2 separate regions of the Homo sapiens genome follow, and region 1 is linked to region 2. A link is an interaction called in ENCODE POLR2A ChIA-PET data of the cell type or tissue named here. Cell type or tissue: A673. All regions are shown on one strand. Links, peaks and the distances in the headings refer to the core of each region. The heading gives the core; the rest is flanking DNA.

Region 1 (4,349 bases), core at 1-4,000, 78 kb before region 2:
GGGAAGGTGGGAATGCCTGTATACATCAACTTGTATATGCAGAAAATTTCCTGGAGGGCTACATGAGGAACCAGTACCGCAGGGCTTGCCTCTGGGGAAGGAAGCAGGAGTCAGGGATGGAAGGAAAGTTTTCATCTGTTTATTCTTACTTTGCACCTTTTGAAAGTTAAATTATGCAAATGTAATCCCTGTGGGGGGGATATATATACACACACATATATATACATATATATGTATGCACTGTAAAAAATAGAAAAGTATTGAAATCCAGCACTTTGGTATTTTTAAAAAATTATATAACATTGACTGCAGTTTTTGTTTCCTTTTAATACACATACACTGAGATTCCAAGAAGAAAACCCCCCAAAAGGCAGGATCTCTGGTCAGAGACCTAATGCCTGCAGGAGGAGGAAGTGGGGGCAGAAACAGGGAAAAGAGATACACAAGGTTAGAAAATTCAAACCTTATTATGAAAGGTACAAAAAAGGAAAGTGAAAGCCTTTACCTCCCTCCCCAGAGGCAAGGTAATCAGAGGAAATCTCTGATAACAGCTTTTTGTGATTCATCTGGGACATGGGAGAATTAAAAGTCAATAAGTAAAAGGAAAGAAAAAGAAACTGACATTGTGAAAGCTAAGTTTCCATTTGACTTAATCTCATGTCTGGTAGGAGCTGTTTCTGCAGGTGATTTTGTCCTGTTTGTCCAGGCACTGGGTGGGGTTCCATTCTCCTTGGTCAGGTATACAAGCTGGCAGGCCTCCTGGAAGCAGCATCCCTATCTTCTCAAAGTTAGGCAATGACATTCAGAGCTGGCTCCTGGGGAGGGAGAGGCCATCCAGAGCCTACCCAGCCTCACACCCTATCCCCTGGCAAACAACCTCAAGCCCTGACTGTGGTCCTCTCTCTCCAGAACCACAAGCATCTCCCCAGCTGGGCTGAGAAATGTGTCCAGGGGTTCCAGTTCACCGACACCTTTTTCCAGCTTCTTTTTTATTATAAAAATAACACATGCTCTTGGTAAGAAATTCCAAGAGCACAGAAGAACAGGAGCCCCCTTCTCATTCCCTTTCCTCAGGGTGAACTGAGCCACCAGGGTTCTTGGTGTCCTGGTCAGCCCCAGGAGATCATAAGGGTAATGATGCCCATTTTATAGATGAGGAAACTGAGGCACGGAGAGGGGGAGAAACCATTGAGGCCATGTGCTGAAAAGTGGCAAAGGTGGGATTTGAATATGGCTCTTCTGCCCCCAAGTCTAGAACTTTCCACAAGTCTACCAGCAGTACAGCTCTGATCAGCTCAATCCCAAGTTCATAGTGCTTCTTTGCCCCATCCTTATCACTCCTCATCCCCACCACACAAACATATACACGCATACACACACACACATACATATACACACACATACACACACATGCATACACATGCATACTCACATATACACGCACATGCACACAGACATACACACATATACATATACACACACATACACACATACACACATATATACATATATACACATATACACCCACTTACACACACATACACACACACATACACACAAAACCCCACAGTGACTAACCCAGCTGCATGAAAATGCCTCCACAGACATATATACACTCACCCAGCCCAGTGCCCTCATCCCCATAGACTATTTCTGAACCAACATATACACTTGCACACAATCACACATGTGCAATGTACAAAAACACACTTCAGACACTCACACGTGTTCTCATTTCCAGAGACACAAAGACACACTTCTACACACCCATAGACATAGATGCTGGCACACACCCATCCCCACCAGCCTCCCCTCATACCCTCTGTCAGAGCCCACCCCTCAGAGACGCCACATCCATCTTGTGGCCAAGCCATCACCGCCAAAGTCCTGTCCTCTTCTGCCCGATCAAGTCCTAGTTGTGGTCTTCTAGTTACACTATTGTGCCAGCCAGATGCCACCTGTCCCCCGGCCAAAGCTGGGCCCCTCCCTCAATGCCCTTGCCCTTCTGCCCAAGATTCCAAGGCAGCAGAATTCTTTTTATTTTATGTATTTATTTTTGAGAAAGAGTTTTACTCTGTCGCCTAGGCTGGAGTGCAGTGGCACGATCTCGGCTCACTGCAACCTCCACCTCCGGGGCTCAACTGATCCTCCTGCCTCAGCCTCCCGAGTAACTGGGACTACAGGCATGTGCCACCATGCCCAACTAATCTTTGTATTTTTTGTAGAGACGAGGTTTCACCATGTTGGCCAGGCTGGTCTCAAACTCCTAATCTCAGGTGATCTGCCGGTAAGCTAGCAGAATTTTTTTTTTTTTTTTTTTGAGACGGAGTTTCGCTCTTGTTGCCCAGGCTGGAGTGCAATGGCGTGATCTCGGATCACCACAGCCTCTGCTTCCCAGGTTCAAGCGATTCTCCTGCCTCAGCCTCCTGAGTAGCTGGGATTACAGACATGTGCCACCACGCCCAGCTAATTTTTTGTAATTTTAATAAAGACGGGGTTTCTCCATGTTGGTCAGGCTAATCTTGAACTACTGACCTCAGGTGATCTGCCCACCTCAGCCTCCCAAAGTGCTGGGATTACAGGCGTGAGCCACCGCCCCTCGCCAAGCTAGCAGAATTCTAGGGCTTCCTTTCGTCACCTCTCCCACCCACATGGCACTAATGCCTTGAAGAGATTTGATGAAGAACCTCACAGTTCAACACTCCTGCCTCCTGAGGTGTGCACAAATAGCTTGAAAGGGACCATCTGCTCCTGAGGATCTGCACTCACCCTTGCTCCAGACCCTCTTCATCTTCTCTGAACGTTTCCAAATCCCTTACCTCAGTTTTCCCCCAACAGTTCTCAGAGGATGGGGACCTGAACATTCAGTTGTGGCTCCATTTGACTCACCTGTAAATGTGGTTCCCGAACACTCCAGAGACAACTAGGAACTTCATGAAAACACACAGTACTGCCCCCAGACCCACGTGGGGTCTCTGGGGCTGGCACAGGGTGGCCACTCAATCTGATGGCCAAGAGGTCAATTGAAGAGCTGGGCAGGTGGAGAGAGGAACATCCTTCTCTTCCATAGTCAGACATTAACCAGGAGAGAACTGGATCCCCAAAATGTAATCTTGAGGACTTGAGCACAAGTACTGAGGGCCCTAGTTGGGGTGCTATGAACATACGGGGGAAACACTCTGAATTGGGGATTTATTGGGGGATTTATTCATTTGTTCTTTCAATTAATAAATACTTCCTACAAGGAGGCCAGCCTCAGTGACTGAAATCCCAGCACTTTTGGAGGCCAAGGCAGGAGGATCACTTGAGTCCAGAAATTCGAGACCACCCTGGGCAACATAGTGAGACTCTGTCTCTACAAAAAATACAAAAGTTATCCAGGCTTGGTGGTGCATGCCTAAAGTCCCAGCAAGTCGGGAGGCTGAGGTGGGAGGATCATTTGAGCCTAGAAGGTTGAGGCTGCATTGAGTCATGATCGAGCCACTGCATTCCAACCTGGGTGACAGAGCAAGACCCTGTCTCAAAAACAAAAACAGTTCCTACAGGGAAGCAGGCACCAAGATCTGTGGGGATTGAAGAGTCCCAGCTCACATGAGTGTGGGGTCTGGTGGGGACACACGTAGCCTAAGACTCTCCTCTCTCTCTCTCTCTCTGACACACACACACACACACACACACACACACACACACACACACACACCATGCCAAGGGTTCTGGTGCAGACAGGGGAGCTGACCCAGGCTGGAGGTCAGGAAAGGCTCCCGTGGGAGGGAACCAGAGGAGAGCTGAGGGCGGGTGAAGGTGTTGAGCTCCTTCAGCAACTTGGAAACTTTCTCAGACAACCTGACCTAGAAAAATTTTGCATCAGACTCTCATTTTTATGAGGAACTTGATAAATGAAGAAACTTGCTCTGTATATCTGCTGAAACCTTTGGAGAACAAAGGAGGCATCAGTAATGCTCTTTTTTTAGAATGAAAAGTAATTTTCATGGCTCTTTTTCCTTTCACGTTGCAAAAGCAGTGCATTTTGGGAAACATGACTCCCCCAGCCCCCACCCTCCCCTGCCCTGCCCACCGTGTCTCTGGCTGGGGAACAGGGCACGCGACTTGCACCACCCTGTCATGACCTCCTGGGACTCCAAGAGTCCACCTGTTGCCTGTCCAGGCACCTCCCCTGGGCAGACCCACCTGTGCCCCTGCTGGCACATCCTCTGCTGAGGTCCCCAGGACAAAGGACATAGGTTGGTCTTCTAGGATCTGAGTCCCAGCAACCATAGAGAAAGACTGCAACAAACAGGCCTGGAGAAAATAGCATTAGGCATATCAAAATCCAGAGGGAAATGGGGAGT
Region 2 (4,326 bases), core at 327-4,326:
GTGAGCTGAGATCACGCCACTGCACTCAAGCCTGGGTGACAGAGCGAGACTCCGTCTCAAAAAATAAATAAATAAATAAAAATAAATAAATAAATAAAAATAAAAAAATAAAGAGATACTAGCATTTGGCTGAAATATATGTGTTTTTTGTATTGTTATGGAAGTATCCATCCATTCCTATTTTATATTGTTTTAGTCCATTCATTTCTGTTTTGTAGTATTTCATCCATTAGGAATGGATATTGAATTTTAACAAATGCTTTCTCAGCATTCTTGAAGTGATAACTGCCCCTCTCCTGCCTCTGGCCTATTTGAGTAATTATATTAAAGATTTCTATATTGTAGGCTGGGCATGGTGACTCATGCCTGTAATCCCAGAACTTTTCGGAGGCCAAGGCAGGTGGATTACTTTAGGTCAGGAGTTCGAGCCAGCCTGGCCAACATGGTGAAACCCCGTCTCTACTAAAAATACAAAAATTAGCTGGGCCTGGTGGCATGCGCCTGTAATCCAAGCTACTCGGGAGGCTGAGGCAGGAGAATTGCATGAACCCAGGAGGCAGAGGCTGCAGTGAGCTGAGATCACACCACTGTACTCCAGCCTGGACGACAGAGCAAGACTCCATCTCAAAAAAACCTGCCTTTGCCTGGGCTGGAGTGCAGTGGCACGATCTCTGCTCACTGCAACCTCCACCTCCCAGGTTTAAGCAATTCTTTGTCTCAGCCTCCTGAGTAGCTGGGATTACAGGCGCCCACCACCACGCCCGGGTAATTTTTTTTGTATTTGTAGTAGAGACGGGGTTTCACTGTCTTGGCCAGGCTGGTCTCAAACTCCTGGCCTTGTGATCCACCCGCCTTGGCCTCCCAAAGTGCTGGGATTACAGGTGTGAGCCACCGTGCCCAGCCTAAGATTTCTGTAATTGTACCATCCTTGCATTCCTAAGATAACTCCCCCTGCCAGTTGCGTTGCTAGGTCTTACTTTCTAATATTTTATTTGGGAGTTTTAGATTTATATTCATAAAAAAATAGTTTTTTCTTTTTATGAGTTTTATCAGCTTTTGGTATGATTACTAAAAATAACATTGTGGTTTTCCTACTTTCTCTATGGTTTGGCCAAGTTTAAATAGAATTGGGCTACCTATTCCCTGAAAGTTGTAAAGAGTTCACCTGTGAAACTAGCCTTAGTACTTGTGGAAGAGAAGGCAAAGGTAGCTTTGATAACCATTTTAACTTCTTTTATGGTAACAGGAATGCTTAGATTTTCAGTCTCCTCTGGGGATTGACTCTTGTAATTCATTTTATCCAGGTTTCCTTTCTTTGTCCCTATATCCCTTTTAAAATTGTTGTTGCTGCTCAAAGTTTAGCTAAATTTTCTTATAATTCTTTTAATGTCCTCTTCCAACTCTATTTTGGATATATATCTACTATGGAGACTATGATCATACTTAAGATACCTAGTTCTAAAGTTTTATATTTCAGCACTCATTAATGACCCCTTGTATTATGTGCAAGACCACAGGACCAGAGAGCTCAAAGATGATTAAGACCAGATCCAGCTGTTTGAGATCTTAACATTCTTACAGAAACAAAGATCAAAAAGGGCATGAAGATATCCAACCTTTAAACTCTGCATCTGTCTGTGAGGCCCTGATAACTAAACCCTCCAAATATGCTCAAACTGAGAAATTCTGGGCTGTAGAAGTAATAGGGAGGATTAATCACAGCTGGAATCACTGTGCCTTTCTTTCAGAAGAGAGGCTGGTATAGCTAAGGGTGAAATGAGACACACTCTACTTCCCTTAAGTGCACAGCCAATTAGATAACCCGTTTCAAAAGACAACAAACGTAGAGAGGCAGAGTCAGGGGCCCAGGCTGAGTCATTCCTGGGGATGACAAACTGGGTTCATCACTCCAGGCTCTGGACCCCTGTGGAGCCACGTGACTAAAGCTATGTCAAAAATAAGACCAAGGCAGGGTATGGGATATGATGAATTACAGGTAGCTGGCTTGTAACATCAACTTGAGTGTTGCTCATAAACAATCGGCACACATTGACTGGCCAGGACGCCACATTGCCCAACTGCTCTTCTCCTTTCTAAACTTAGTTGGGCTAGCCTTCCTGGGGACCATCTTACTTGCTTCTCTTGCTGATGCTCACTCTGTTCTATAGGGTCCAGGCTGCCCTCTGAGTTCATCTCATACAACTGAAATTTAGTAAGATGACATGGAGGCTGCTAACTTCTCAATGGTTGACTGTAAATAAGAAGTAAATGAGGAAGCTCTAAAACTAAAAGAGTGCCTAGGAAGCTCATAAATAGCATTAAACCTGTTACATTTTGTGAAGCCAAAATTGTATCAAAAATACAGTACTGAGTAAACAAAACAGCCTTCCACATCAAGCAGCTGCTTCTATTTCAGGTACTTTCTGGAAGACAGCCAGGTTCTACTTAAACTCTAGTTCCTCATTCAGCCTGCTTTAGATACAATAAACCCTGACGAACAGCCATGGAACTAGCAATTTAAGAACAGTATGAAACTTTGCCTAATATAAATCCTCTTACCTGTGTCCACATGGCTTCAATTGTGTGTCTGCTACCTCATCACAACAAAGGGAACAGCAGTTTTCTCGGATACTGACTTGCTTCAACAGAGCAAGACGCCTGTGCCTGAGTAGAAAAAGCAATTTGAAATACATTTTGTCAACAGGGGTCCTGTTAGCAGTGATGCATATGAAATGTTTTGAAAATGCTCTGCACCTGTGACATATATTCCTTAAACTTTGTTCAGTAAGGTTTTCATACATGCCATCTCCTTTCAATCCTACAATCATTTTCTAAAGTAGAGAATGAAGGAGGTATAACCATTCCCATTTTATAGACAAAGTTCAAGGAAATGACTTGTATAAGGTATGCAGTCAGGAATCAAATTAAAATCCTTTAGTTCTAAGTCCAGTGCTCTTTTTATGTTACCAGCAAATTTCAACCTTTTAAATCACATATGTGAGAGTCTGCTCACAAGCATAGAGGCTTTCTCAAGAAAAACACACATATACAAGTTTTTATACAATTTCAAGGGGTTTATAACAGTTCATTTTAGACTCCCTGCAAGTCCAAACACCTCAAGTTAGAACCCTTCCATTATACTTTCACTCAGCATGGAATGGAAGCAGACAGGCAAAACTGTTCTGCTGAAGGTACAGCCCTAATATATGGGCAAGGGAAGCATGAAGCATGTATTCAGTTCACTTACGGGCTTACTGTGTGCCAGGCACTGTTCCAAGCCCTAGAGATTCAGCAGTGAACAGAGGACTAAAAAAGTATCCCTGCCTTTGGAGAGCTTATGCTCCAGTAGGGGAAGACAGAAATAAACAAGATAAGTAAAATACAGTGTTAAATGCTGATAAATACTATGAAGAAAAGGGAAAATGGGAAGGACAAGGAGTGTACACATCAGAGGTGGGGTGTTATTAAAACAATTTTAAATATGGCAGCCAGGAAAGGTCTCACTAAGGTAATATTGAGGTAAAGGGAGTGAGGAAGTAAGTTTTGTGGTTGTTTGGAGAAACCGTTTCGGGTAGCAGGAACAGCAAGTGCCCTGAAGCTATCATAGGCCTGGTGTGTTTCAGGAGCAGCAAGGAGGCCAGGGTGGCTGAAGGAGCATGAGAAAACGGGAGAGGGTAGGAAATAGGTCAGAAAAGTAACATAGGGAAGGGAGAGGACAAATTGTACGGGGCCTGGGAGGTCACCGGAAAGGTTTTGGCTTTTCCGTTCAGTGAATAAGAAGCCACGCACTGGCATCTTTTGAGCAGAGAAGTGTGTGATCTGACTTACGTTGTAACAAATCATTCTGGAGGCTGTGTTGAATAGACTGAAGGGGATCTGGGGAGGAACAAGGTAGAGGGCAAGACAAAAATAATATAGGTAGGAAATGGTGGAGGCTTGGACCATGGTAGCAGCAGTGAGGGTGATGAGTAGTTGGATTTTGGATATATTCTGAAGGCACAGCCTACTGGATTTGCTGAGGGATTGAATGTGGAAATAGCAGAAAGTAAGGTGTCAAGGATACTCTACGGTTATGGCCAGGGAAACTGGGATGATAAAGGAGTTATTAACAGACGAGGGGCCAGGCACAGTGGCTCACGCCTGTAATCCCAGCACTTTGGGAGGCCGAGGCAGGCAGATGGCTTGAACCCAAGAGTTCGAGACCAGCCTGGGCAACATGGCGAAACCCAGTCTCTACAAATAATACAAAAATTAGCTGGGTGTGTTGGCATGCCTGTAGTCCCAGCTACTCAGGAGGCTGAGGTGGGAGGATCGCTTGAGCCTGGG

What was found. ChIA-PET counts read pairs that join two places held together with the same protein. Peaks named below come from ENCODE experiments on the same cell type or tissue, not always from the same donor. Only the 100,000 strongest peaks of a DNase experiment are listed, where the experiment ranks them.
Region 1: POLR2A ChIA-PET joins it to region 2 with 8 read pairs; 10 of 35 experiments call an interaction of 5 or more read pairs at or near these places.

Annotation. Positions count from the first base shown.
Region 1 is chr16:57,310,793-57,315,141 of GRCh38, reverse strand. No RefSeq gene overlaps it. Among named protein-coding and RNA genes, the nearest start is that of TRL-CAG2-2, 12 kb to the right of the region's middle. In A673, for the core only: no CTCF peak of the experiment used is centred there; no DNase peak of the experiment used is centred there.
Region 2 is chr16:57,233,462-57,237,787 of GRCh38, reverse strand. It overlaps RSPRY1 (ring finger and SPRY domain containing 1), which reads right to left. Exons shown (of 15, transcript NM_133368.3): 14 at 2,560-2,664. Among named protein-coding and RNA genes, the nearest start is that of ARL2BP, 9.6 kb to the left of the region's middle. RefSeq lists an enhancer at 2,196-2,325. In A673, for the core only: no CTCF peak of the experiment used is centred there; a DNase peak (open chromatin) is centred at 1,857; H3K27ac peaks cover 475 bases.